Linked DNA regions of Mus musculus: regions 1, 2, 3, 5 and 6 are each linked to region 4. The links are chromatin loops, found by intact Hi-C in ENCODE. Cell type or tissue: left cerebral cortex. All regions are shown on one strand.

Region 1 (5,000 bases), 130 kb after region 4:
AGAATGCATAGCTGTAATTGAAATAGAAGTGACTTTATGGAGTCCCAGGGATCATTTCTCAGTGTGCTCCCCTCTTGGGGTGCAGGGAGGAAAATGTAGCTCCCTACACCTGCAATCTTCTGACTCTTCAAAGCTCCCGTACTGCTCTTCAGAAAACTCCTTTGTGAAATATTCAATTCTACTATTAGCAAGTAGAGGATTATACAAAAACACAACTTAATTACCAAAAAACCTTAGGTACAGCCAAACCTCCTCATTTCAAACTCAAGTAGTTAATATGATTCCCTGACTGGTCCCTGAAATCTCTAGCACACACTAGATGCTCCACACTGACGACTTTTCTAGAGGAAAGAACTTAAAAAGTCCTGGCCATAAAAGTTGAAAGTTGCTTTTACTTTGGAAAGAAATGCTTTTGAAGATGCTGATTTTCATTTCTGAGAGTTTGATGGAAGGCATGTGAACATTTTTCTATGATTTGAATACAGAGCTAAACAATGCAATGGTAGTCGCTGCAAAGTGAACTCCATTCTTCTACAGTGACTTCATGTTGAAGACTGTAACAGAGCACAAGCATCCTTTTGCTCTGCCTGTAGTAGTTCTGAACATTTGCTTATTATTTTTAAATGTGTCTTGCATATGTTACTTTAGTTTGTAGCATCCTGAAGAGAAATCCAGGCAGAACTGCCAGAATTATGTCACAGCCACAGAGTCTGTCCATGTGAAAAATGGCTGTGGTCTGCTTTGTTGTCCTATGTATATACATGGCTTTAGATAATCTTGGAGAATTGTTGATGTTCTGAGTGGTAAGGCTTTTGTTCACCTTGTGATCTCTCATGCAGTGCAGTGGACAGTCTTGGACATGTGGTGAGATTAATCTGGAGGGAGGTGGTTTATGGTTCACAGTGCGGTTTTGGTAGCTTAAGTCTTACATTCTCTCCATTGCCGATAGGCCATGTAGATACTGGTCTGGTCTGGTTTCCATGTGCTGTTCATGGCTTCCCAGTGGAACTTTCTCCAGTTAATCATCATATTTGAGTTCTATAGGCAGATAAGAAGTCATTTATTAGCATTCCAAATCTATCAGCAAGTCTCTTTGTTGACATTATTTTCTTAAAGTTTTAGTTTTAATGATACTAGAGTGTGGGTCTCTGTGTGGGTATGTCCATGTAAGTGCAATTGCCCAAAGGAGACAGAAGAGGGCTTTATAACTCAGTGAGCTGGAGTGATAGATGGCTGTTAGCCATCTGACATGGATACTAGGCACTTAATACAGGACCTCTCTCTGAAAAAGCAGTATGTGTCCTTCCTTCCTTCCTCTCTCTCTCCCTCCCTCCCTCCCTCCCTCCCTTCCTCCTTTCTTTTCTTTCATTTTTTTTTTCAAGTTTTTACTTATAGGGTTTCTCTGTGTAGGTCTTGCTATCCTGGCACTTGCTTTGTAAGAGTAGGCTGGCCTCAAATTGACAGAAATTCACCTGCCTCTGCCTTTGAAGTCCTAAGATTAAAAGTGAGTGCCACCATGCCCTGCTCAGTACATGTTCTTAATGATTAAGTTATAGCAGTATCTTAGCTTGGACTTCTCAAGTTGCTTTTCTCTAAAAAAGTAGTCAGGTTGCACATCTCGTGTGTGCTGGAGGTTCCAGAGACCAGCTAGGGAATCATATTAACTAGCTGAGTTTGAAATGAGGAGGTTTGGCTGCACTTAAGATTTTGGTAATTCAAATGTATTTTGTATAATCCTCTACTTGCTAATAGTAGAATTGAATATTTCACAAAGGAGTTTTCTGTAGAGCAGTATGGGAGCCTAGAAGAGTGAGAAGACTGCTGGTGTGGGGAGCTATGTTCTCTTCACTGTACCCCCAGAGGGGAGCTCACTGAGAAATATAGACTGAACCTTCATCAGGAGAGCATAATACATGTTTGAAGCTGCAAAGTTTTGATTGCTAGTAATTGGTTATATTTGTAAATAATAACAAATAACCAAACACTTCCTAAGCACTTTGCACGTACACTCATCTCTCCTCACAGTCATCACCAGAGACAGGAAGCTGTTAGGTGGGGACGCTGCAGAATGTAGAAGTTAAGCAAATGGGCCGAGGTGGGGTCAGATTTTAAACACAGACGAGCGAATTCACATGACTGTTCAATAACACCAACATATTTTGGTAAATGCAAAAAATATTTCTTTCTTTATTCATCAAAATGAGTAATGCATGAGATCATTTGAAGAGTGAGGTTCTAGAAGTAAATTTTATGTTAGTACACAAACATGAAATCAAAGCTTCGCTAACTAAAAACTATCTTCTGAGCTTGAGTTTGTTTTCACATAGTAAGGGCCAAGAAGGTCCCCGCTTTTATTTCAGAGTTGCCAGTAGGTGTTACTGTTATGTGGGTTTTAACTGAGCAGGTCAGCACATATGTAGGTTACTTGGTCTCACGTTGTATCATAGAAGAGACATACCTGCGTTGATCACAGAGGTTGATAAAATGTGGTTCTCAGGTGTATCATGGATGGACATTGCTTGAGAAAGATACACTGCACAATTACAAAGCTCTACCCCACACAGCAGCTTTAGAGTAGCAGCCACTATTGTTTTTACACTACTCACCTGAAACTCCAAGAGATTAAGAGGCATTGCCTCTTTTTTAATTTAAATAAAACAAGAAATTAGGTGCTCATATTTTAATTTAATTAAACCTAAATTATAGAATTAATTACTACTGTTTTTTTCCTGTGAGCAATGCTGTAGATCACTGGATGAATTCCCATACTTAGGAATATTTTAAGTGTTCCCACAAGTTTTATTTTTGTTTTATCCTTCTGATCCATTTTTAGGTCCAATACATAATTTTTTAAAGTGCTAGAACCATGTACATGTGATATATATATATATAAGTTATAGTTGGTTATATGACAGTGGAGCCTTGCTGACGTCATGGTGGTATCTGTGCTATGAGATCTTGAGAAATACTGCTATATACTAAATTTATCTGCATTCCTTAGTGGTTAGGACTTAGATAGGAATCAAACTTGTTTTCTTGCAATGTGTGTTTTTTTTTTTTTTTTTTTTTAAACAAACCTAGTTCCTTTGGCAATTCTAGGAGAGTGGTTTCTTGATAAAATGGTGACAAATTTTGGAATGTTTGATTTGTTTTGAGACAGTGTTTCACAATGTACCTCCGGCTAGCCTAGAACTTGTTTTGTAGACCAGGCTGTTATGTAGATCAGGCTGGCTTCAAAGTCGCACAGAAAGGTCTGCTCTGGCATCCCAAGTGCTGGGACTGAAGAAGTCTCCTACCTCTCCTGGCTAAACTTAAATCTTTGCTTTCAGTGGGAACTAAACACTCCATAGATTGCCTTCTGGCCTCCGTATGCAAAGTCACACACATACAATGACAGCAATTAAACACATGTGCACAGACATAAAAATCCAAAATGAAACAGGTGTCCATGTAATGCCATTCATCACATTGTTTAATGAGATAAAAATAGAATATTAGAAACCTTGAAATTAGGTTCCCTTCACCTCTTGCCTAGCAGAGATTTTGGTGAGATTCTTATAAAGTTTCAGTCTCTTTATTCCAAAATTCTGAGACCCTTGGCATATAGACGCGATCATGTCCAGGCTGTCCTTCTTCCCCAGTTCTGAGTCATTGGAAATTTTATTAGCATGCTGTCATCTGTCCTAGACATTGAAATGTTCTGCAGAGAGTACTGAGCTGTTTCATTCTTAGCCCCAAGAGCACGCAGATAGCCTGTGTTGCTATCCTCAGCACACTCACAGTAATAGCAAATGTTGGAAATCAAGAGCTATGACGGAGCAGCTTTAATGCCGCACACAGGGCGGAGTATTCCCTAAACACTGGGGAAGAACAAATCCATTCTGATGATCAGTGGGGCTGGCAGAGGCCTGTGGCATGTTGGTATCTATCAGATGCAGGTCTAAGACTGGCAGAATCATGAGTGGGAAAGCACATGCATTTAATAGTCCTGGCATTCGGGAGGTAGACACTGGAGGAGTAGTATTTTCAAGGCAAGACTTAGATTCTGGGAGTTTGAAGCCAACCTGGGCTACATGAAACTCTGTCTCAAAAACTACAGCAAAATCAAATAGAACTGCTTGAAGATTTCCAATCAGTACCAAGGGGAACTAACCTCCCAGGTGAAGCAGAAGGCTGAGAAATGAGGAACTGCCACAGCTGAGAACATTTGTAAAATGTCTGAGGTGCTTCCTGCACACTGGAGGACTAGAGCTGTTGTTCTTGTTTTTAAGTTTTTAAAAATATGAACCACATTAAGTAATATGGTTTGCACCATAATTTAGCAAGTATGCTTGCTAACTGCACACTGCTGTTAGTTGTACTGTTCAAAACTAAACATATAAATCACCAGTGTCATACAATCCATGGAGTAACTAAGCCCTCTTAGAAGTCAGTGTGTATGTGCACATGTGTGTGTGTGTGTTTTGTGTGTGTGTGTGTGTGTGTGTGCATGTGAGTGTGTGTGTGTGTGTGTGTGATACATGTAAGTGAGTTCATGGCTATGCATGTACAGGCAGAAGGTCACTTGGGTTTCTTTCAGGTCATGGTTGTCTTTGCTCTGAGCTACTACTGTCTTGTTTCCAGTGAAGCACAGACTTTTTGAGTCTTCTGTCTTCCTTGCACTTGACGTTGGGTCTCAGGTTTCATGATGTGTCATGTTTCTCTGTCCCTGTCCTGTTTTTCTTTGTGTGTCTGCACAGGTCTCTACTGTGCCATGGTTTTCTGTGACTATAACGAGGGCCTGAGATCAGCCTTTCCTCTTTCATTTAATTTGGCTGTGGTTTCAGAGTTCAGTTCGTAGTCTTCTGGCTCTGTTGCCTTTGGTCCTGCCACAGGGCTACACACATGACAAAGGATGGCTGGCAGAAGAAGGTGCTCTCTTCTGAAGAAGAGGGAGGTCTGGAGTCCCAAGAACCATTTCAAGAACACACCTCTAGTTACCTAAGTTCTTTCAATGAAGC
Region 2 (5,000 bases), 140 kb before region 4:
TGCCAGGGAGCAAAGATACTTGAATAATAGTCCTGGTTAATACCTCAGGAGAAGTACTGCACTGGGCAAGTTCATTCAGGCTCTGGGACTCAGATCCTCCTTTTGTGACATGTGGCAGATGAGTTGGTGTAAGGACATTCTGGCTTTGTCATCTGAGGTTGATTAGACTAATTGGGCAGGCTGCAGATGTCAGCCATGTTTTCAGTTTATCTTAGGATCCTTAGGGAGCTAATGGAGGCTTAAAAATAGGAGCCATATACAATGCATTGTGGCCAGACAAGAAGAAATCCAACAGTTTGACTAACAATTAGCCAAATGCTGTTTAACTAAATTCAGTTGCCAAACTTAAGGCAAATTTTGGTTCCAATCACCAGCTGAGGAGAATCAGGACAAAAGCAGGTCCAGAGCCATTTATTCTTCAAATAAGTAGCTGAATTCAACAAGCAAAATCATGAATAAAGGCCATTTCATTCCAGACTATCAGTTATTCCAAGTACTTAAATCATTGTACCTATATTTAAGTGTTAGAACAGGAATTCTACACCTGTGAAGCCAATTCAAGCCTCAGCATACACTATGGCTATGCTCAACGTGTTAAATGTGATTCATATTAACAGTCTCCTCTCTGAATTAACAAGAAGCACCCACTGTCGCTAAATGTTTTCTTCCTTCTTTTTATTGTTTTGCATGTAGATTTTTGCCTGCGTGTATGTCCATATATCGCATGTGTGTAGTGCCAGAAGAGGCCAGAAAAGGGAATCTGTTCCTTGCGACTGGAATTACACTTCTGTGACCAGCCATGTGGGTGCAGAGATTCAAGCCTGAGTTCTCTGCAAGAGCAGCAGGTGCTCTTAACCATTGAGCCATCACTCCAGCCTCAACCTCCCCCTTCTAGCTGCTTTACATTTGCGGTCTTAGTTTACTCCAGAAGAAACCATGAGAAATTACCACTGCCATTTACAAACTAGAAAGCTGACTCACACTAGTGAATTCATCTCTCAGATATTACCCCAGTGGCTGAGATAGATTTTGGTCTCTGATCTCCCTGACATCTTCAGACCCTTCACAAAAGATGGGCTGGGGGCCACTGGATATCATTGTCCCTCTTCCCAACAATGAATAAATCTTCATTTTCTCAGTGGCATGTGGAGGATGGGTGAGCAAACCTGTTTTGTTCGATCTGCTAAGTCCACTAATGCTCTCAACCTGAGTATCATACACATGCAGTGAGATGATTGGGCTTCCACCACCCTCAGAAAATGTGTCTAGTAAATCATCTCAACTATAGCCTTCTGTGTATTTATACATGACCAGTTTTATATTTTGGATGCATACAATTAAGATATGCTTGCTTGATACAGGTTCAGGGGCTACTGAGTATCTACAAATCTAATCAATTCATAGATGTCCTTAGGTTCAAGACTATATCCTGTATATGAATATTTTTGAATCAATTTATAAAAATAAGGTCAGAGACAGAAAAATACACTTGTGACTGCATTTTTTGGTACAACAGTGACATCTTGTGGGAAAAACTTAGTGTGTCTAAATGGTTCTGAGTACTTCAAAAGTAGCTTTTCTCTTCAGGAAGTGAGAACTGGATTGAATTTGAGATTCAAATTTGAATTTGAGACCATTGACATACAGATCACCCTCTATGACTTTAATATCGCACATCATCTTTTAATAAAATAGCAAAATGTTTCAGAATTGTGCATTAGCTGATGTTGAAGGAAGAGAGATTTTTCCTGCAGCTGTTTAAGTCAGTGAAATCTGAGAAAAGGATTGTCTCTGATTTTAGAGGGGAGAAGGGTGGTTCTGTCTGAGAGTGCTCTGTGATAATTTACTTTGAAAGCACGTAAAAAGTACTTGTCTTCTACATACACCGCTCAAACACAAACACAAACACACACACACACACACACACACACACACACACACACACACACACCAGGATATCTTTCCAAAGGCTGAAATGACTATGGCTCATTGGAGTCTGTAGCATAGGTACTTACTGAGCACGCAAGTTGGACAAAGCCTCGTGAAAGCTGTACTGTTTTGCTTCAGTAAGGACGGCCAGCCTGCCTAGCTGGCTAGGGCAGGTTGCTTAGGAGGCTAAGGGCTGATTTCACTCACATGGTGCTGATGTTTCTTCCTCTGACTGTTGGGGAACAGACAGAAGCCTGGCTTTCTTTGTTTTTCTCCTGTCTCCACATTCCTGTTTTCTTTTATGTTGCGTTTTCTTAGTGTTTATGTATTTTCTTAATAAGAGGGATAGTGGGTATGTGCACAGGAATGTAGAGTCCTCTGAGGAAGAAGAGGGTATCTGTTCATGTAGAGCAGCAGTTGCAGGCAGTTGGAGACAGCCAGCGTGAGTGCTGGGATCTGTCTCTGGTCCTCTACAATAACAGCCATTGATTTTCATATCTTGAGGGACATTCTGAGTACACAATGTTTTATTAACCCATCTGATACAACAAATATACATTTGTATGTTATATACTTATCATACTTGCCATCTGACTCTTATCAATAATACTATGTGGTGTTTTCCAGTTGTGGTGTCTCTGATCTCCAACACTCAGGAGACAGAGTAGGTGGATCTCTATGAGTCTCAAGCCAGCCTCACCTACATAAAGAGTTCCAGGCCAGCCAAGAGGCTATAGAGTGAGACCCTTAATAAATAAATAAATAAATAAATAAATAAATAAATAAATTTTATTTATACGTGCGCATATACTATATGACATATAATGTGGTTATTGCACTAAGGTACTAAGAAAAGAAAGCATTCTATGCTTTTGTCACTATATCTCTCTGCTAAGTCAGAGCAAATGTAAAACCCATTTGCTTTCACCTGCTTTACTAGTCACTACTTATGTCCACAAGGGGGCACCCAAGGACTGAGCGTAGAATGTTTGCTGTGAATAAAACATGCTTCTATTAAAATAAGACTATAGCATCTTCCATCAAAAAAAAATCTCATTGTGTTTTGTGGCATAGATAGTCAAAAATTGCTTGATGATTATTTCATAATGAAGTTAGTAAATATGCATACACTTCCTATTAAAATGTTAAATTAAAACACTTTCTTTTCCTTCTGATACAAGACAGCAGCTAATTCTGTAATTAGAATTAAATTTGCAAATGCCAAGCATAATAATGGCAATTATGCATCAAATTGTATTTGCAACTGCACCTGCTTACTTTTTTTTTTTTTTTTTCTTTTTTTTGGTTTTTCGAGACAGGGTTTCTCTGTATAGCCCTGGCTGTCCTGGAACTCACTTTGTAGACCAGGCTGGTCTCGAACTCAGAAATCCGCCTGTCTCTGCCTCCTGAGTGCTGGGATTAAAGGAGTGCACTACCACACCTGGCTACCTGCCTACACTTTAAAAGTTAGTGAGCAACAACAAACCAATAATTGAGCACTGGAGAAGGAAGTAGAATTCAGCTAGGGAGTCCGTGGGGTGAGTTATGATAAATCTGCCTTCTTCCTCCTTCTTTTCTCCCTATTCTTTCGTCCTTTCCCTCCTCTCTGTCCCCTTTCTCTCTGTCCCTTTCCCGCTTCCTTCTCTCTGTCTCCTCCTCTCCCCCCTCTGTCCCTCTCTCCTTTCTTCTTTCCTCTCTCTCCCTTGCCCTTTGTTTCTCCTTGTCTCCCCTCTATCTTTTCCCTCACCTTCTCTCTCGCTTCCCATCTTTTGCACCTTTCCTCCCCTTCCCAAACTCTCCATCTCCCTGGTCTCCTCCATCCCTTTCTTCCTTCTCTCTTTTTATGTCTCCCAGTCTCTCTTCTTCCTCTCCCTACTCTGACTCTCTCTCCCTCCCCTTTTCTCCTAGTGTTCACAGTATATCCCTCAAGGTGGGATGGAGCAACCTTTGTTCTCTACCGAACATACGGTCAAACTCTTAGAGGACTGCCCCTTAAACAAGTCCTTGAACAAGACCTTCCTCTCCCACTCCCACCAGAAGGCATCAATTGTGAAGAGTTACTCTTTCTCATTTCCATCACACTTTTTAGGAGTTCTCTTTGGTGGCTTCCTGTCTAGGTTTTTATTTAAGGAGTGGGGATGGGGATTGAGAGAGTAGGGGTTACCACAGAAGCCTGCCATGCCTCTCCCTCTCAACTGTGTGCCTGTATCATCAAAATCACAGCAAAAGTAGTCCTCAGTCTTTACAGTCAGCAGGAGCACAGATGAATGTCCTCCACTTAGTTTCTGGTAGCAGCACAGACCACAAACATAGACTCCTGATGCTGCAGAACCACAGACCCAGACAAGGCCTTCGGAGGTTGCCTGACCATTGACATCAGCATGGCCTTCCATGCAGGCCATCCACTTCAATATGGCCCCTAACAGCAGCACGACAACTGGGCATCCACATGGCTTCAGCACACACCACTGACAGCCACGTGGCCTTCAGTGGTAACATGGTCCACAAACATCAACACAGATCCAGACACGGCCCTCAGCAGCAGCATAGGCTAGATATCACAAGGCCTCAGATAGCAGAGCAAGCCACTCACATCAGTATGGCCTCCTGCAGCAGCATAACACAAAGACATGGACATGACCTCAGGCATACTCTTGATCTCTTTAAAAAAAATACTTATTTACAGAATTGGGATAGATGGAATTCTCAAATCATATTTTATTTTTATTTTCTTAATGTTTCACTTTTTTGCAGTCACTCAGAACTAGAAACACAGCCACAAAACCTAAACCATATGGAGAAAAACTAAGCCAAAGGCCAACAAAATCCTGATTGCCAATAATGATTTAGAGCAGTTTTTATCAATCAGTCACTCAGTAACAATGAGCACACATTTTTACCAAATCTCTCTAGCATCACAAATACCTATAGCATGGTAGAGATGGAACATCCCAGCAAACCCAGGTAGAAAGGACTTTGCACCTCTTCTTCCAGCATTGGCTGGTTTAGTTGACCATATATCTCTATCAACCTGGAGAAACACAAAATAGAAAGGACACTAGGAAGGCCTC
Region 3 (5,000 bases), 140 kb after region 4:
CTGCTGCTTTGGTTGATGCTTATCCCTGTGACGGTGGACATCTTCCTGGAACAGAAGATGGTAGTCTTTCTGTCTGTCTAGTTGCCCTTCCCCACATGTAGATCCTTGATTTAGCCTTACAACCCTAACCAATTCTGTTGGCCTTTAATCCACCAGGGTAACCTCTGCTTGTTCTCTCTCCTCTTGTCTACACAGACACGAGGCACAGAGAGACACAGACAGACAGATACACACAGAAACACTGACAGATAGGCAGACACAGATACACATATACACATACACACATGCACACAGACACACAGACAGATGCACAGACAGACAGAGATGTGCAAACAGTTTCACTTCCCGCCTGATCTGAGCTCCTCCATGTTATGTTACCCTGTATTCTCCTGTCTCCTTCATCTTTTAGGATTCTTTTCCCTTGCTCTCATGGTTTTCAGCTGAGAAAGTCATTAAGCAAGAGGCATGAAGTCTAAAACAAAACTTGGATTCAAATGGCCAGCTTGTGTTTTAGCCTGGGATCCAGAGGTCTTTGCTCTGAGTGGAGACTTGCCTCATCCATACACTGCCTGTAGCCCAGGTCACAAGGTTTCATTTATTGTCCAACTTAGCTGCTCCGGTTGGTGTATTCATTTAGAAATGCCCAGTAGTTGGTACAGAGACATATGGTGTAGATATTGGTATTGGTGTAATTTCTGTCTGCTTCCTCATTAATATTAAAATTCTGAAGGTTAGTAGCCTTTGATACTTGATTTGGGAGATGAATGGATATTAACTATCTTTTCCCTTGTACAATGTTGGTGACTGAAAACAGACCTTGGACATGCCAGGAAAAGATTATACCAGTCAGCTGGAACCTCATAGACAAGTGAAGAGACAGTTTTAGTACTTGGGGTTGCAGAAAGTAATGATGTGCTTTGTGGCTCTGTGTGTGGGACCTAGACAACTGCAGAAGTAGGCGTAGTTGTCAGAATGCAGTATAATTTTAGAGGACACTATCTAGGGTGGTTTATTTTGTCTAGACGACACTCAAATGTTTAATGCTTGAAATTGAACAGTTTGTACCTGGAGCTCTTCCTTATAACTCAGTTGCAATATAATTAACACCTAAAGGAGGCAATCTGTTTGTTTCTTTTCTTTTTGTTGTGACCAGATACCCGACAAGAGCCCACTTCAGTGGGGAAGGGTTTCTTTGGCTCATTGTTTGAGGGTGTAGGCTGTAGCTGGGAAGGTGCGATGATAGCATGGCTGGTGGTTGGCTGTCACAGATGGCCCATGAGGCTGCTTGCTCACTTCTCTAGGAAGCAGGAAGTGGGGAAATGTGGGTGCCCTGAACATTTCCTCCCTTTTCCTCTTTCATTCACTCTAAGATGGCAGCCCACAGGATGTTGCTACCCACATCCAGGACAGGTCTTCCTGCTTCAGCTAACCCTTTCTGGAAAACGTCCTTCCAGATGCAAAAGAGTGATTTACAAATGCCTTCGCGGTTTCGTAACCCAGTCAAGCTGTTCATTAAAACTAGTCACCACGGGCACAATTAGAAGACTGTGTGCACTTCAGAAGCATCTGCCTTGGTTTCTTTGAGAAAGCAGTCTGGGGCGGTTCAGGCTGCCTGACCAGTGAGCCCTAGGGATCTTCTTTTCTCCGCCTCGTCAGCTCCGGAATTACATGCACGTACCATCACTCCTGGCATTTTAAAATGGATCCTTAAGCTTTTGAACAATCTGTCAAGGCTAGTTGGTTTGCCTTTGTTTTAGCATAAGCTATAATGGTCCTTCAGAATACCTCAAAACTGAATCAATGTAACATTTTCTTCCCCTTTTAATCTGTCACGTTTATTTTCTGAGGGCCTTCTTTAGTACAACCTAGGAATTCATCTTCACAAGCAAGTCTATAAAACTAATGAATAAAAAATGCTGAAATGATCCATTTACTGTTAGCTAGCAAGTTGGCACAAAAATGTTTGGTGGGAGCCAGAGGGGAATCTTGCTGATGACGTCACCAACGATGACATCACCCAGGCTGAGCTCTAGAACTTTGCAGAGTTTTGTCAGGTCCTCTCTCTGTACACTTCCCTCCCAATTTATGCATTCCAGTGTGACTTTTCCATAGTGAAATTTATGGCTCCTATTTCAAAATGTTTCCAAAATCTCTGTCGGTGTTCTCCCCCAGAGAACCAACAGTGACTCAGAGCAACTTTGAGATTCAGGAGAAATGTGAAATATTTTCTGTTTGTGTTTTGAGGATGGGCTCTCAAAAAACTGTCAGAATTCTGCCTCAGTCTCCAGGGTGGACAGACTGCAAAAAGCAATTCTAAGACTGCAAAAACACTGAGGGATGCTCTGTGTGGTGGCTGAAGCATGCGATACCAGAATATAGGAGAGAGTGATCAAAACTTTGTCTGTTATACATCAAGTTCATGTCTCAAACACACAAACAAGCAAAAACAGTGTAGAAAATCAGGGCCTGGGTGGTCATGGAAACCTGGAAAGAGGGTTTTTAATACGATCTTTTATTGAGTTTTCAGAATTTCATGCATATTTATGATCAGTTTTGATCGTGTTTACTCTGTCCCTCTAATTCATCACAGAACCAGCTGTCCCTACTCTTCCCTAGTTTGTATTTACTTTTGAAAAATTAGTTAGTTATTCCATGATCCAATGAGTCCAATTTGTGCTACCCATATATTCCTCATGTAAGGTCTACTGAAACTTGCTATCCAGAGGCTACACCCTTAGGAAAACTTCCCCCAGCAGCCACCTAATGTGAGCAGCTTCTCCACTATCAGTAGACTAACAAGCTTCCCAAACCTGGAAAATTGATTGGCTCAGTTTTGTTCAGACAACTACAGATGCTGTAGTCCCATCCAGAACTTAAGATTTTGCTTTTCTCCAGTCCTTTGTAACTTCTGACTCTTCTATATCTCCTTCTGAGAAGGTCCATGAATCTTGGGGGACAGCATATAATATAGATGTCCCATGTGTGGCTTAGGACCCTATAGACAATTAGTCTCTATGTTTTGGCCATTCTGAAAATGCTTCAGTATTTTGGGTTAATGGTCTTGCTGAGTTGAAGCCAACCCATTTCCCTTGCTTCCTGGTTATTTGTCTAGAAACATGACCGGCTATACTTAGAATGATTGAATTTGTTCATTCGTTCAACTGCCAGTTGGTCTAAGGCTGCTTTGGCAGCACCCAAAGATGGTCCAGTTGTGCCACAGGCAGACAAGGGAGTGCTTATAAAATTCTGGGATTGCAAATTTTCTTAGACTCCAAAGCTTTGGTTCCTCTGTTCCTCCCATGACACATGCTTGAGAGAAGGACATAGCCTAGCGGTCACTTTCCCTTGACATCTTAGAACTGAGCACAGTAAGTCTAATGTTGAACCATTGGGTAGATTTTATAAAAGCAGTTCATATGTATACAGAGCAAATTGTGTTGGTCACAGCTTAATCTTCTATGGAATCTTATGGAATTTTTTTTTTTATATTGACCACTTTCTTAGGTTATTTATAAGGATTTGCCATACTGCTTTTTAAAATAGGCAAAGAGGAGTTGGTAAGATGGCTCAGCCAAGATGGGCTAGTGAGATAGCTTGGTGGTAAAGCCACTTGCCGTCAAGACTTACAACCTAAACTCAATCTGTGGGGCCCACTGTTTCCTGAACCCGTGGTGTATTCCAATCTCAGTGTTCATAGAGTCTGTTAAGTCAGGCTCACCATGTGGCTGGGATAGCTACAGGCAGTTTCTTTTCCTTCCATTTAGAAAGCCTTTCACTTAGCTTTCATCAAGTGGTTGCATTATTTTGTATCTATATAAACTTGAAATTGGTTTCTAAACCTTTTTTTATATCATAAACTTTTCCCCTAAATTTGTTTTAACATGTTTTGTTGTTGGCTAGCATATATAATTGCTTTGGTCAATTAAAAAATAACAAAAAGATCATAGAGGTCTATAATTGCCAAGTTAAGTTCAGATTGGGATTTTATAGTTTTTATTGCAACTACAAAGGTTAATAATGAAATTCTTTAAATTAGTCTGAAAGGACTATAGCCACAGCAAAGTTATAAATGTACATGGAGCTCAAGCTACAAAATGTGAAACCTTTTAAAGTTCCCACAACAACTAAAGTGCTTTGGGGCCACCTTGACACCCTCATCTAATTCACTGTAGCCAAGTTGTTCCCAGTGGGCTAAGTTAGAGGCAATAGGACAAGATGAATTCCGTACCCTTTCCAGCACGTGCACCGGTCATACATATGTGGACCCTTTAAGTCCTAAGAGTAACATCTTTACGACTTGAAATTGTGTAACCTTGGATAAGTAAATATAATAGCAATTTTTTTAAAAGATTTTGTTTTTTAAATGACATGTTTGTGTGTTTCTGAGAATGCGCACATGAGAACAGTACCTCCAGAGGCCAGAAGAGAGCAAAGGGTGCCTCAGGAGCTGGGGTAATAAGGTTCTGGGGGCTAGAAGAGAACTGTGGTCCTCAGCATGAATGTCAGCAAGTGCTCTTAACCCCTGAGCTATCTCTTCAGCCCAGATCTTGAAGGATTTTGATGAAACCATATGACACTGGTGATGTGACAGGGTCTTATGTATTATGAAATGTATGTTATAAGTCATTACTTTTTTAAAAAAAGTTATTTATTTATTTATTTATTTATTTATTTATTTATTTATTTTATGTATATAAGTAGACTGTAGCTGTACTGATGGTTTTGAGCCATCATGTGGTTGCTGGGAATTTGAATTCAGAATCTCTACTCGCTTCTGTCGGCCTAAAATTTTATTTATTATTATATCTAAGTACACTTTAGCTGTCTTCAGATGTACCAGAAGAGGGCGTCAGATCTCATTACAGATGGTTGTGAGCCACCATGTGGTTGCTGGGATTTGAACTCAGGACCTTTTAAAGAGCAGTCAGTGCTCTTAACCACAGAGCCATCTCCCCAGCCCAAGTCAACTTTTCAATCTTTGATTTCTTGATTTATTGAAT
Region 4 (5,000 bases):
ATCTATGAAACTGACAGACAAGCTCCACACTCAGAAATTAAAATAGCTAAGATGAGGGCTGGCAAGACGGCTCAGCTGACAAAAGTGATTGCTGCTAGGCCAGAGAATCTGAGTTCAATCCCTGGTTTATCCCTTGTGGAAGGAACCAGTTACAGCCGAGTGTCCCTTGACTTCCACTGTTCAGATGTGTGTTCCCATCCCTAGAAATAAATATCACAAAAAGAAAATGTATAGAACTGTCATCACACATTTCTAAAGTGTGCAGACTCGTACTAAAAATATGGATGTAAGCTTTTAAAATGAGAATTTAAAAAAAGTCATCAAGCATACTGTTTACATGGTTTTGTCTGTTTTAAAGTTTACATGCTATTTTTGCTTTTTGTTTTGTTTTGTTGTTTTGTTTGTTTGGTTTTTCGAGACAGGGTTTTTCTGGGTAGCCCTGGCTGTCCTGGAACTCACTCTGTAGACCAGGCTGGCCTCGAACTCAGAAATCCACCTGCCTCTGCCTTCCGAGTGCTGGGATTAAAGGCATGCACCACCATTCCTGGCTGTTTACATGCTACTTTTAATGTTATTGTATGGCTGAAAAAAATTGCAGCTAAAGGTTCCTGAAATTTAATTGGGAAAAAATGTAAAGCACTTCAGTGGATTTTCCCATGATTTGTACAAGTTTCTTTTTTCCTTCCTTCCTTTCTTTTTTAAAAACAGATGGTTCAAATATACAAAGCAGTGGAAATGTAGAAATTAAAAACAGATCCTTAAGAAAAGTAACGGAGTTCTCAAAAAAGCTACAGGTGAGTGCAGGATGACATAAAATAGTAGGTTATTTTGTTGTCAGGGTTTCAACAGAACGCACATTTATTAGGTCAACCTCTGCTAATTGACTCTTTGCAGGAATTCATATATATATATTCATCTCAGAGACAGTGTTTCTCTGTGTAGTCCATGTTGGCCTTGAACTCTTGGCAATTCTCCTGCTTCAGCCAGTTGAATGCAGGTATTACCTACCACCACCACCAAAGGAATTAATGATTCCTTTGAAATGCTTGATCAGGTCAAGTCGATGAAAGTCTCTGAACTTGTAGGTCCACCCACCCAGGTGTCAATTAGAGACACTAAAACAGGGGTATATAACATGTGAAATGAGTTAATAAAATCAATTCCCCTTTCTTACAGACTGAGGGATAACACCCAACACACCTCACTGATGGGTCAATGCAGCGGGGTTGGGAGTCAGGCGGGACATCCTTTCTATTTTGGACTTATGGGCAGGACCCTGAAGTGAAACTTGAACCGGCTGGGAAGTGGTAGTTCCCGCAGGGGTTAACGTGGGAGTCAGACTGTTCCTGAGGGGGACGCTGGGGGTTGGAGATGGTTTGGGGCGCACAGGGCCTGGCGCTCTCAGTGGGCCCAGACGGGGACGGGTAGGAATCGGGTGAGGCTACAACACAGCAGTGCTGGGTGCGGGGAGCAAAGTGCGCACCGCAGGGACCGGGCGGGGACCGGGCGGGGACAGCGAGGGGCGGGGAGGGTGGAGGAGGGTCTGCCCGGGAGCTGCAGGCCGGCCCGCGTGCGCTCCGCACAGGGGGCGGGTTTCCCTACGGGCCCGAGTCGCCGTGAGGCGCCGCCAGCTAAGCGCGCGCCACTGTCCCCAGGGTCAGCGAGTGACGCTGTCAGAAGACTCCTCTGCGCTACAGCTTGTAGCCTCGCCACCCCCACGGTGCGAGCGAGCGACGATGCGAGCCGGTGACAGCGCCCGGAGCCTCCGCCCGGCCTCGGGGCAGCTGCACTGAGCCCGGCGCGCGGGGCCCAGTCCTCCGCTCTCCCCAGCGCTCCCCCGCGTTCGCAGTGTCCCCGCACCCGCCGCAGCTAGCGGCCGCCGCGCCTGGGCCATGGGGCTGCCCACTCTGGAGTTCAGCGATTCGTATTTGGACAGCCCGGATTTTAGGGAGCGATTGCAGTGTCACGAGATCGAGCTGGAGAGAACCAACAAGTTCATCAAAGAGCTGCTGAAGGATGGCTCTCTGCTCATCGGGGCGCTGAGAAGTGAGTGACGGGCCCCCAAGTGTGCAAGACCCCATGGGGTGCGGGACCCTGGTTGGGAAGCCCCAGACCGAACTTCTTTTGTTTGAATGGATTGGGGACAAAAGCTGAAGAGCTCCCCTGCTGGTGGCCAACAAAGTCTGTTCTTAGTGGTGCGGATTTACTTCCCAGGCAACACTGGGGAGGAAAAGTTTCCCCTACAGCCCTTGAGAGTCAACTTTTGAGACTTGTCAGTGAAAAGTTGGTAGAGACTTTCACTTTTGTTTGTTGTTGCTAAAGTTTCGGTGCCTGGTTGTTGTTGTTGTTGTTTTTGGTGGGGGGTTGGTTTTGTTGTTGTTGTTTTAAATTGTTTTGATTTTTCGTTTTAAGGTGGTGGAGAGAGCCACGCCAGTCAGGGCAACAGAGTGAGACCCTGTCTCATAAACAAAACAAACAAACCAAACAACAACAACAACAAATCAAAGCAAGCCAAACTCTCTGGGAAGAGTGGAAACAAGGGAGTCTGGAGAGTTAAAGTGAAGCTAGTGAATTTAATAATACTTTAGGAAAAGTAATTTCATACAACAATGACTCGTCATTGATTTGACCTTTTAAAAATACACGTCTGCAGTTTGGCCATTGGTAAGCTGTTTGGACCCAATAGGGTACCCGTGTATTTTAAAGCCCTTGTGAGTGTTCTGTTCGTATTAAATTTTGGCTTGCATCGTGTGGTGTGCAGTGTTGGTCATTGGTGAGAGCTCAGGTCTACATTCAGTCAGACCTGGTAGATGTCAGTATCTTTCCCACACTTCTCCCTTCAGGATATTCTTTACTCGTTTCTCCTTTAGAACTTCCCCTTCCATTATTACAACTCAAGCTTTCTCATACTGAGAACCAAGTGGATTACTTAGTACACGCTAAACGTTAACCATTGCCTTTCCCAGAATCCACTTGTGTCTTACATGGAAAATTGGGAAGGCTTCAGCTTCTGAAAAGAGAAGTGCTTCGGACTCTGGCCTCTTATGAGGGCGCTTACAGGATGGAGAGGCCTCTGGGTGATCTGGTAGTCCCCAGGACATGTTCAGGGTTGCTGTAATTGCACAGATGGAATGCCCATTGTCAATTAATTGGGATTTGAGACTACTATGATAATGATTATTTACTGTGGTTTGTGACAATGTGCAATGCTTCTTTGCAGTTCCTTGAGTTGTTACTAGGGAACCCTCCTCGCCAGGGATGCCTCCTCATAGAGGCTAAACCATTCCTGGTGTGTTATGCTAGGCAGGCTGACTACACTTGGGATCTCAGGTGCTCTGCATTTGGTGTTTCGCACGTTGGAAATACTTCCTGACACGTGTGTTTTTTCACTGGTGCTGTTGCACACTTCCCTGGGATTCTTCAGCTTAGCTTTATAAAGGCAATGTGTTTCTCAGCCCTGTTAGAGCTGTTCTGTCATGCACACCAGAGGAAGTGGTGAGTGTATCAAGACCTAGAGAATAACAGGAATGCCCAACCTTCTGATATTGTTATTTGAAGATCTACTGTTCTGCATCCACAGCTACCCTGAGACAAATGCAGCCTGTAGGCTGGCCCTGACTAGGCTGGACATATTGAGACCCTGCCTCATGAAACCAGCCGTATGCCCTTAAATGTATAAACCTGTTATCTTTCCAGAATGCTGTGTGATGACAGTGCATTCTTTTTTTTTTTTTTTTTTTTTTTTGGGTTTTTGAGACAGGGTTTCTCTGAGTAGCCCTGGCTGTCCTGGAACTCACTTTGTAGACCAGGCTGGCCTCGAACTCAGAAATCCGCCTGCCTCTGCCTCCCAAGTGCTGGGACTAAAGGCGTGCACCACCACGCCCGGCATGACAGTGCATTCTTGTAACTAACACGCACTTATTACTTCTTTCATTATGAAAGAAATGTTTTATTTCTTACCAAAGAATTCCCAGAACTTGTGAGTTGGCTCGGTGGGTAACCATGCATGCCATGCAAGCCTGACCACTTGAGTTCACACTCCGGAACCTGTGGTGGAAGGAGAGAAGAAATTCCCAAGACACTTCAGATGATCACAGGCAAGCCAACACACACACACACACACACACACACACACACACACACACACCCCCCAGTATCAGCTATCAAATGGGGAAGCAAACAGTCCTTGAGGTCACAGTAGAGTACTGCCTGTTGCTCACCAATACAGTCTTCCGTATGGAGGATCCTTCAGGCCAGGCCACTGCTGCTAGACACCCTCCCTCTTAAGCTGCTGGGATCCCACTACCTTGTTTGAAGGTTCTGAAGTTGTCTTAGTGCTTTCCCAGTCTCACTGAGGGAGCCCTGATCCTCCAGTTGCCCTTCTGACTTTTCCTCACCTTTCTGAGGGGGTTTTCAACTAGTTTAATTGTTAAGCCTATGGTCCATTTCAGCATTTTAACTAAACATTGTTTCACTAATGATTTTCTAATATAACCCTGTTTAACTAATGATATCAGTGTCTGGTTTCTATTCTCAATTATATAGTAACTTTTTCTCTATGCATTGTGTTTGTTTGTTTGTTTGTTTGTGGCAGATCCTTATGTAGCCTAGGCTGGCTCTGAGCTCTCTATCTTGCTGTTTCTACCTCTGGAGTCCTGGTATTATTGTCTCACGGCACTATAATAATTGTACATACTTTTTTTGTTGTTGTTTTGGTTTTTATGTATAGCACGCCTGTTTCAATAAGATTACACACATGCTTCTTGACCCAAGTTTCTTTAGTTGATTGTAAGATTGCTCATATATTCAACTAGAAAGTTTTATTCTGTGGGCTTTTTGTGGTTGTTGATGTTGTTTCTTTGTACTTTGAGACAATGTGTCACGATGTAACTCAGATAGGCCTTGATTTAAAATGCATCTGTTACAAGTTCTCCAGTTCTGGGATCACAGGATTGTACTACCATACTGAGTTTAAAATTGTATTTTATGTGTAGGAATGT
Region 5 (5,000 bases), 130 kb before region 4:
AACTTTAAGAGCCAGTAAATGTCTTCAAAAAATTATAGAAGAAAACTTCCCTAACTTAAAGAAAGAGATGCCCATGAACATACAAGAAGCCTACAGAACTCCAAATAGATTGGACCAGAAAAGAAATTCCTCCCATCACATAACAAAACACCAAATGCACAAAACAAAGAAAGAATATTAAAAGCACTAAGGAAAAAAGGTCAAGTAACATATAAAGGCAAATCTATCAGAATTACACCAGACTTCTCAACAGAGATTATGAAAGCTAGAAGATCCTGGACAGATGTAACACAGACCTTCAGAGAACACAAATGCCTGCTAAGACTACTATACTCAGCAAAACTCTCAAATATGGTAATAGGTGGAGAAATCAAGATATTCAATGACAAAACCACATTTACACAATCTTTCCACAAATCCAGCCCTACAAAGGATAATAGATGGAAAACTCCAACACAAGGTAGGAAACTACACCCTAGAAAAAGCAATAAAGTAATCTTTCAACAAACTCAAAAGAAGATAGCCCACAAACATAATTCCACCTCTAACAACAAAAATAACAGGAAGCAACAATCACTATTCCTTAATATCTTTTAACATCAATGGACTCAATTCCCCAATATAAAGACATAGACTAACAGACTGGGTGCATAAACAGGACCCAACATTTTGCTGCATACAGGAAATGCACCTCAGTGTCAAAGACAAACACTACTTCAGAATAAAGGACTGGAAAACAATTTTCCAAGCAAATAATCCTAAGAAACAAGCTGGAGTAGCCATTCGAATATCCAGTAAAATCGTCCTTCAACAAAAAGTTAGGTAAAGATCATGGAATTCCCATGATACAACTCACGGACTATATGAAGCTCAAGAGGAAGGACGACCAAAGAGTGGATGCAACAGACCTACTTAGAAGGGGTAACAATATAATCAAAGGAAGTAGAAGGTGGGAGGGACTTGGGAGGAAGAAAGAAGGGGGAGGGGGGAAAGTGGGTCAGAATTAGGTATGGGAGGAGATGGAGGAGATGTACACAGGGTCAAGAAATTGACAGAGGTGTGTACCAATGTGAGTAGCTAGAGGAGAACCCTCATAGAAGGTGGGTAAGGGGGGATGGGATAGAGAATTCACAGAAGGAGAACCAGAAAAGGAGACTACATTTGAAATATAAACAAAATATCCAATCTAAAAAAAATAAAAATACAAAAAAAATTTTAAGGCTCAGCTCAAGACCATATTGTATGATCACTTCAGGCAGTAACATTATATAGCATTTTGCCTAATCCTAGGACTCTTGCTCAGTCACAGGTTTATTCATAGGAAACAATCAGCAAACCTGCCAAAACTTTGATTTGGTTTAATATTGGAGCCAGATGTTATCGCCATTTGGTGCTGAGAGAAGAAAATGGAGTGCAAGGAAGACTTCACAGTGATTCATTAAATGATCCAGAAGACTGAAATTGTTTGATTTCTCAACTGTTGAGCATTAAGCAATTGTTTCAGGACAAGCTCTTCGTGACTTCAGAACAACCTACTCAAAGGCATGGGAATTAAAATATCTCTTGGGGTACTCTGAGGTACACTCAAGTCTCAGAATCAGAAAGTTTATCTGACAAACTGTTTGAGAAACAATCTGAGAGGTTTTACTAAACTCCAAACTCCTCTGTGCACTTCAGTCACACCCAGACCTACAGAAGTGCAAGGCTACAGAGTCATCCCAAGTGCAAGGCCATACGGTCCAGTTGTTATACCAAGAATCAGGGCATCTTGGAAGGGCAGGCACCGAGCTGCCACATTGAGACTTCATAAATCAGTCTTTTGAATGAACTTGCACCATCTCTGCACAGAACTCAACCTTCTCAGAACTTGAAAACATGAACAACAGGAGCTGCAGAGATGACTGGGTGCTTATGAGAGCAAGCTGTTTTTAAAATGGACCCAGATTCAGTTCTCAGCACCCACATGGAGCAACTCACAACTGCCTATAATTCCAGTACCAGGAGATCCAAAACCCTCTTCTGCCCTTCAAGAGAACCTGAATATGTATGAACACAGTCATACACACGCACACACACTCATAGTAGTGGCTATGAAAATGGTTCAGTGGCTCACTTCTGTTCTAGTTCCTACTCCCCGGCTTTAATTCCCAGGACCTACATCAGGTGGTTCAGACCTACCTGTAATTCCAATTCCATGGAGTCCAAAGTTCTCTGGCCTCCTAAACACCCAATCTCATGTTGTGAACATATGTTCATTCAGGCCTACATACATACACATAAAATAAAGGGTAAAATATGTATAAAAATAAAAACTAGAAAGTTGTCTAGTGGGTGTAATGGGAAACATTTTGTATATAGGAAGAGATGTTTAGCACAGAAAATGTAATTTTAAGTAAACTTTGCCAAAAAATGTAGCAATGACTTCCTGATGAATACTTGACCATGATGTGTGTTCTGTGTGTGCAACTCTCTTCCACATGTTTTCATAGCACTAATTACCTAAGCAATTAGTTTTTATTAAAATCACCTCAGAACTAAAATTAAATTCACAAATGATGCTGGCAAGGCATAATCCCAGAGGCCCAAATCAGGTCATGATTAAACCACCATGTAAAACATTTAAGATTCCAATGATATCATTGGACCATGAGCATCAACAGCAAATCTTCACCTGCCAGTGACTGGTGGGGGACAGTAACCTCAACAATGCTGAGGTGCGAGTGGGCTGCTCTTCCCTGGAAGGCTGCCTGTCTGAGCCTCTCAGACACATTATCATTTCTCCATGAGATTTCCTCAGGTCTCAGCTCCCTAGGCAGCTCACAAGCTTACTTGAATCTGCCTAGATTTTCTTCCCTGACCCCCCCCCCTCTCTCAATATTTCTCCTCTTCCTTCCTCTTGCATTTCCCTTACTTTTAATTGCAGATTGAATGTTCAAACTGTTTTAATAATTTAATGTGTTAAAATGATGCTGTACACATTTTTATTTATCTCTTTACTTACGTGCTTATTTATTTATTTATTTATTTATTTACTTACTTACTTATTGACTTATTTGAGATAAGGACTTACTATGTAGCCCTGGTTGACCTGGAACTCCCTGTATAGACCAGGCTGGCCTCAAACTCACAGGGATCGGTCTGCCTCTGCCTCCCAGGTGCTGGAGTTAAGGACATGTATCATATTCTCACTTATATCTATCTGAAATATTTATGATTTATGAATGTAATAAGACATCTGAGATGTTCTACATAACCTGAACTATATTACATTACCTTTTAATTCTTTGAGGCTGAATATTTATTTCTTAAAAACAAGGGTTTTTAAGAAATGTTTTACTCAAGCTGTGACATCACCAGCTGCATCCTCCCTTTTCCCTGCCCACAAATCCTGTAGATCCCACACACCATCCCCTCCTAACCTCTTTCTCTCCATTTATCACTGTATCCCAGGCCCTACCTCCAACAGACCCCTTCCACTCAACTATAGGCCATGCCAGCCAGAAAAATGAGTAGGCTGCACACAAACCTTCCCCCAACACAGACCTCTCCCTGTTCCCCAAGACTAGTGTATCTAAACCTTAGGAAGTTAGAATGATGCTTTCAAAGCAATAACATAGCATAAATCCCACATATCATATATTCACATTGATTAATAATATATTAATTAATAATAGCAAAATTATTATTATTATTAACAGCAAAATTACAGTTATGAAGCAGCAATGGAATAATTTAGAGGTCATCACAACATGTGGAATGGTATTAAAGGACAGCAGCATTAGAAAAGCTGAGAACCACTGCCCTAGAGCCAATCCCTTGATCCTAGACCTAGAATCGCAACAAATCACCAGGTGCACCTGCCTGCATCTCCTGTGGATCCCATAGACCATGCCCTCCTATCTTCTCCCTGTCCATAACTGCATAGCATCCTCTAACACCTGTAGGCAGTCCCTGTGAACATACCGAGTAGGCCAATAAAATGGGCAACACTTGGCCATTATAGAAACCTAGGAATAAAACACCCACCCACAACACACTCAAAACTCAGCACCAAGATCTATAATCATCCCAAACCCAGATTCCTAGAAGCCAGCACTTCCACTAGAGCCCAGCCATCCTACTTCAGCAGGTCTTGGATATTTCAATTCAGCTGAAGGACAAGACCTTAAAACCAACTATACAAAGAAGATAGAGGTCCTTAAAGAGGAAATGCATAAATCCCTTAAGAAATCCAAGAAAACACTAACAATTGGAGGAAATGACTAAATCCCTTAAAGAAAACCAAGAAAATACAAGCAGATGAAGGAAACAAATAAAACTGTTCAAGGCCTGGAAATGGAAACAGAAGCAATAAAGAAAACACAGATTGAGTGAAGTCTGGAAATGAAAGATTAAGGAATTTGGACAGAAACTACAAAAGCAAGCATCACCAACAGAATACAAGAAATGGAAGGGGGAATCTTGGACATAAAAAATACAATAGGAGAAATTAATCCATTGGTCAAAGAAAATGTTAAATCTAGAAAATTCTTGGCACTAGGACATCTGAAGTACTATGAAAAGATGAAACCTAAGAAAAATAGAAATTGAAGAAGAATCCCAGCTCAAAGGCTCAGAAAATATTTTCAACAAAATCATGAAAGAAATTGTTCCTAACCTAAAAAATAAAATGCCTATAAAAGTAGAAACATACAGAATACCAAATAGATTGGACCAGAAAAGAAAGTCCTCTTGTTTTGGATGGCCCTAGTGTTGTCTGTGTTTTTCCAGGAGGGTTGTATGTAACGAGGAATGCGTCATGTACTCAGGTGACTTCTTGTGATGCATCTCCCAATGAATAAAGGAGCCAGTCACTGGGCAAGTAGGAACTTCTGGCTTGGACAGGGAAGAGAATAGGCAGAAGAGAAATAGGGGGGTTTGACAGGAACATAGAGGAGACAAGATGTCTCCCAGCTTATATGGCAAATCCCCTAGGATTCACCACTGAAGGATTTAGATTT
Region 6 (5,000 bases), 190 kb after region 4:
AAAGGGCACTACTTATGATTCCTACTCCCCTCTTTCTGACTAAGCCCTGACAGAGAGCCCCATGATGAGGTTTTATTGGGTGTGTGTGTGTAAGATTTTGAAAAACTTTATATATGTGTATGTGTGTGTGTGTGCGCGCGCGCGTGTGTGTGCACACATGCACAAGCACACATGTGCATGCAACTTGGAGGCAAGAAGAGGGCATTAGATCCCTGAGAATCAGAGTTAACAGGTTGTGTGCCTCCTGATGTGGGTACTGGGAGCCAAACTTGTATCCTCTGGAAGAACTGGAAGCTCTCTTAACCACTGACCCATCCTCCTGCTGGCACACACTGTAGTTTAGAAAGCCACGCTTCTTACTTCTGCCCTAGGTGGAGAACTCCTGTAACACTTGCCAATAGGCATTTCTAAGTTAAGGCCTATTTTTAAACCACAGTATGAGAGTCCATAAATTTTGACAATTTAATTTTCCCTGTACATTTCTTCCACACATATTTACATGTCTTTCTGGCTCTGCCCACTAACTGTACAATTATTCCTTGTCTGAACTTGGGATGGTATTTTCTTATCTGTGTACCTTCTGGAGAGTGACTTAGGGATGGGCTGTTGCCACATCTGAGCTTTCTTATGGCTCATTCTGTCTGGAAACACTCAGGTATCTCTTTCTATGATATGATCTTAGTTGTATCAAAAGGAAAATTTATAATCATTTGTTCACAGATGGCAGGCAAAAGGTATGATTAGTATTCTTGAACTGTGGGGAAATGGAAGCCTCCATTCACTTGAAGTGTGTGTGTGTGTGTGTGTGTGTGTGTGTGTGTGTGTGTGTGTTTCCCCCTACCTTATCCCAAATTGTGACATCCCACTTACCCTTCTTGGCAAAGGTCTTTTTTATGACAGTCAATTTATTGCAGTATGTATATAAGGTTCCTGATGTGTGGGGAGGGAATCTATTCAGATATTCACCAATGCCTGTTTATTCCCTAGTTGTGAGACTCTTGAGAATCTTGTGAAGCATTGGTTAACCAGAGATTTGTGGTGTGTGTGGGAAGATATATGTGGTTCACTGTTTAGGGGGACTCAGTCCATTGTGATAGAGAATGCAAGGTAGCTGTGGGAGATGGCTCAGATCTGGGCAGAATAGAGAACTAGAAGCCAAGTGGATGGTAAACCATAAGTCTAACTTGCAGTGACTCATTTCCTCCAGCAGCATCCCACCTCCTGAAAGTTCCACAGCCTCCCTAACAGTGCTACCAGCTGAGAACCAAATGTGGCCATTCAAACTCTGCCATGGTCACTGATATGTATCTGTTTGTCAGTTCCCATCACAGTGAGCTGCCCATTTATGCTGTCTGGCATTAAGTTGGAATGACATAAGATGTGTAAGCCTTCCTACTCTATTTTTACTAAGAGCTCTTTGGTCAGCTAGTACTGCTTCCCATTCTATGTGAATTTACAATTTCTGGATTCTGCAAAGATGTGACGTGTGGTTTTGATTTTACCGTACTTGCCTTTCAATGTGGAGAAAATACCTTCTTAACAGTTTCAAGTTCTTCAAACTGTGAAAGGGAGAGATTTTATTTGTTTCAATTTTTAATTTATTTATGCTACATTCATGGTTTTCAAAATAAGTTTTGAATTAAATTTACCAAATTAGCTGGTAAGTATTTTATTCCTTTAAGGCAGTTGAAGATGGGAGTTTTCTTAATTTCATTTCAGATTGTCTGTTGTAGTGTATGCCAGTATAAACTCAGTCTTTGCACACTAATCTCACAGAAGTGGCTTATTAGTTCTATTAGTTTTCTTTAAAATGGATTCTTTAGTATTTTGTGTATACAAGTTCAGGGCAGTGGCAAATGGTTAGTTTTGCAATTTGCTTTGTACTCTAGATGTCTTGCATTTCCTTTTACACACATGTACTTTGGTGTGGAGTGTCCTCCACATGCCCATGTATTTTAATGCATGTCCCAGTTTCCAGAGGTTGTGGAACTATGAGAAGTTGGTGTGTGGCTGTGGGAAGTAGGGGCTTTGGAGCATCCTGCTGCAGCTGGTTCTGCCTCTTACTAGGCACTGCCCCCGCTCTATCATCTTACTTTATCCCACTGAGTTGTCTGTGTAGAGATGAGTAGCTAATGCATGCCCACGAATCCATTTGGATTTTAGTCAAGTGGCCACCAATAGGTGGGAAGATTATGAACGTTTATTTAGTTCTAAAAATTATCTAAAAACATGGTGTCATGATGTCAAGTATGATTAGTATTGTTGAACTGTGAGGAAATGGAAGCTTCCATTCACTTGAAGTGTGTGTGTGTGTGTGTGTGTGTGTTTCTCCTTACCTTATCCCAAATTGTGACATCCCACTTAAACTTCTTGGCACAGGTCTTTTTTATGACAGTCAATTTATTGCAGTATGTATATAAGTTTTGACTTTTGGTTTTGTTTGAGGGCTAATAAATAACAATTTAACTCTAAACACCATGGAAACAATAAAGTGTGACAGAGTTTCCTGGTACTAAACGAATGTGAATCTGGAGAAAAAGTACTTGCCACCAAGCCCTATTCCCTAAAACCCACATGGTAGAAGGAAAGTGCCAACTCCTTCTTGATTGTTCTGTACATGTGCACCGTGACACACTCACCCACTGCATGCACACATAGACACAAAATACTAAGTGTAAAATAAAATTATACATCAATTAGTCCTTATTATCATTTTTGTGAAGGTCACATTTACTCTATAGAGAGCTTAAGCCTTATTTCTTTTTGTTTGTTTGTTTGTTTGTTTGTTTGTTTGTTTGTTTTCCCCCATACTGACCAAAGATGACGAAGGTCTGGGAAGGGCAGGTGTCCATATTCCCTGGGTCTTTCTACTGACCGCCATTGGTTTACCACCATGGCATCTGTCTAGTGTGCCACCAGCCTGTACATGGACACACTCCTTTTTAAAACGTTGAGCTCTACCGCCATCTAGGGACTCTTCTTTCACACCCATTTTGTTTAGACTTTACCAAGCTTCTTCCAAGGAAATGCAGCATCAAGGAAAAAGGTGACCGCTCTTGGTGTGCCATTAATTAATATTTCAGATTTATTTATTTATTTTACTTTGTGTGTGTATAAGCTTAGTCTGCATGTATGTATGTGAACCATATATGTACCTAATACCCATGGAGGCCAAAAGAGGGCCACTAAATCCCTGGAAACCAGAGTTACAGCGTGTTATAAGCTGCCATTTGGAGGCTGGATGTCAGCATCCAGATCCTCTGCAAGAGCAGCTAGTACTCTTAACCTCTGAGCCATCTCTCGGTATGTAATTTTTATGTGCTTCAATAAAATTGTTCACTCCCTTCTGGGTGCTTAGAATGTGTTGGAAGAAAATGCATGCTTCCTATTACGACGTTCTACAGCCCCACTAATGAGGCTGGCAGGGGGATTTCTGTCTGTGGCAGTCGATGTGTTGGAAATGCTTAGGATACAGAGCAACCTCAGAGAGACAGAAGTGCTGGAATCATGACTTTTAAAGCTCAATTAGCAAACAGGTCTCAGTGGAGAGTGCTGGCTCGCCACAATCTCTATCAAATTACTTCCTTTCGAGTGACTTGACAAACATGTGACACTTCTGTATGCATCTAATTTTTTAATAGATAAACTAACTGTACTCCAGAGCCTCAAGCTAGACTCCAGGAATCCACACACACTATTTAGATGCCATGATATTTCTGACACAGTATGCCTTCCCGCTCCCATACTCTGAGAAGTCAGAATATTAGAAAAGTAGATTTAAGGGTGTTAGATATTTTGTAGGTTTTTGCAATGTTTTAAAAATATCTTCCCTGTAAATGTAATTAACTGGGTGGCTTCTGATGGCTTTGAAATGACCCACTACCTATGATGTCTAATCCTCAGTGGGAGAGTTTCACTGTGGGCCAATTACTGATGCCAACAGAGAAAATGCTCTTCTAATGGCTAGTCAGAGGACTGCTGTTAGTTAGGCATTTCAGAAGTATTTTAATGTTTTTTAATCTTTGAAAAAGTCTAGATCTACACATGCAGGGCCTACCTGGAAGTGTTTAAATTCAGCTTTAAGCCCCAGTTTGCTCTAAACTGGAGAATTAAGTTAAATGAAAAAAAAAAAACTTAAGAAATTATTTTTAGTGTTAAACTCCTAAAAATGAACCTAACTCAGAATGGAGTTGACTTGCATGTTGAAAGAAAAGCATGAAGTCATCATTCCCTAGTAGATCCGGCTCATACTCGAATTAGCAATCCCAACACACACATGGGATGACTCTTGGGTGTTCCTGCCTCCCCACACAGAGGAGGTGAGAGAAGCCACTCTCATAAGAAGATGGTTTCAAATAGCCTTTCTCTTTTTAATTTGAAAAATAACAAATGGTACAGTATAGGCTTCTTTTGAAGGTATTTTCCACTCTATTGCAGCAAGAAGCTGTAGGCTGACCGAGACAGTGGCTATGGCTATGGAATAAGACTGCAGGCAATTATATAAAGTACCAAATGAATCATTTTTTCTAGATAAACTTAGTAACATACATACTCATCCCATAATTTTATAAGTCCTCCTTATTTACAGATGTAAGCACAAAAGAATTTGTTATTTCAAGGCTAGGAATATGAAATTTCTTTTCTGAAGATTTTGCTCAGAGTAAAAATGATCATGTGATCCTATGTTCTGACTCAACTCTTTTTTTTTTTGTTTTTGTTTTTTTTTTTTTTTGTTTTGTTTTTGGTTTTTGGTTTTTCAAGACAGAGTTTCTCTATATAGCTCTGGCTGTCCTGGAACTAACTTTGTAGACCAGGCTGGCCTCGAACTCACTCTTAATCTGCTTTAAATTCTCCTTGAATAGACTTCCCTAGTCAAAACAGGATCTATACTGCCACCTGCTGGTAAATTTTCTTTTCTCCCTCTGGACAAATTGTTATTGACTGTGGCCAGCTCCTTCCTGGGATATCCTGCCCAGTCTCTAAATCTAATGCCTTTTCAC

The links. Peaks named below come from ENCODE experiments on the same cell type or tissue, not always from the same donor. Only the 100,000 strongest peaks of a DNase experiment are listed, where the experiment ranks them.
Region 1: a loop joins it to region 4, with 2.1 times the contacts of the local background. A loop is called at or near these places in 5 of 42 quality-filtered maps.
Region 2: it touches region 4 in a loop (3-fold over the local background); 9 of 42 quality-filtered maps call a loop at or near these places.
Region 3: it touches region 4 in a loop (2.2-fold over the local background); 5 of 42 quality-filtered maps call a loop at or near these places.
Region 5: a loop joins it to region 4, with 2.3 times the contacts of the local background. A loop is called at or near these places in 9 of 42 quality-filtered maps.
Region 6: a loop joins it to region 4, with 3 times the contacts of the local background. A loop is called at or near these places in 9 of 42 quality-filtered maps.

What each region holds. Positions count from the first base shown.
Region 1 is chr9:9,107,101-9,112,100 of GRCm38, reverse strand. The region is part of intron 4 of Arhgap42 (Rho GTPase activating protein 42); the gene reads left to right. Among named protein-coding and RNA genes, the nearest start is that of Gm16833, 130 kb to the left of the region's middle. In left cerebral cortex, no CTCF peak of the experiment used is centred here; DNase peaks (open chromatin) are centred at 2,963 and 3,896.
Region 2 is chr9:9,373,363-9,378,362 of GRCm38, reverse strand. No RefSeq gene overlaps it. Among named protein-coding and RNA genes, the nearest start is that of Gm22815, 74 kb to the right of the region's middle. In left cerebral cortex, CTCF peaks have their summits at 1,530 (motif pointing left) and 2,885 (motif pointing right); DNase peaks (open chromatin) are centred at 895, 1,236, 1,519 and 2,894.
Region 3 is chr9:9,098,255-9,103,254 of GRCm38, reverse strand. All of the region lies in intron 4 of Arhgap42 (Rho GTPase activating protein 42), which reads left to right. Among named protein-coding and RNA genes, the nearest start is that of Gm16833, 140 kb to the left of the region's middle. In left cerebral cortex, no CTCF peak of the experiment used is centred here; DNase peaks (open chromatin) are centred at 949, 1,219 and 2,069; H3K27ac peaks cover 1,490 bases.
Region 4 is chr9:9,235,672-9,240,671 of GRCm38, reverse strand. It overlaps Arhgap42 (Rho GTPase activating protein 42), which reads left to right and starts at 1,645. Exons shown (of 24, transcript NM_001372563.1): 1 at 1,645-2,046. The coding sequence starts at 1,893. It overlaps Gm16833 (predicted gene, 16833), which reads right to left and starts at 4,384. Exons shown (of 4, transcript NR_045754.1): 1 at 4,221-4,384; 2 at 3,961-4,047. In left cerebral cortex, a CTCF peak has its summit at 2,158; DNase peaks (open chromatin) are centred at 1,690, 1,989, 2,088 and 3,283; H3K4me3 peaks cover 2,321 bases; H3K27ac peaks cover 1,104 bases.
Region 5 is chr9:9,361,914-9,366,913 of GRCm38, reverse strand. No RefSeq gene overlaps it. Among named protein-coding and RNA genes, the nearest start is that of Gm22815, 63 kb to the right of the region's middle. In left cerebral cortex, no CTCF peak of the experiment used is centred here; no DNase peak of the experiment used is centred here.
Region 6 is chr9:9,049,314-9,054,313 of GRCm38, reverse strand. All of the region lies in intron 6 of Arhgap42 (Rho GTPase activating protein 42), which reads left to right. Among named protein-coding and RNA genes, the nearest start is that of Pgr, 150 kb to the right of the region's middle. In left cerebral cortex, CTCF peaks have their summits at 2,974 and 4,904 (motif pointing left); DNase peaks (open chromatin) are centred at 1,212, 2,968, 4,325 and 4,920; H3K27ac peaks cover 320 bases.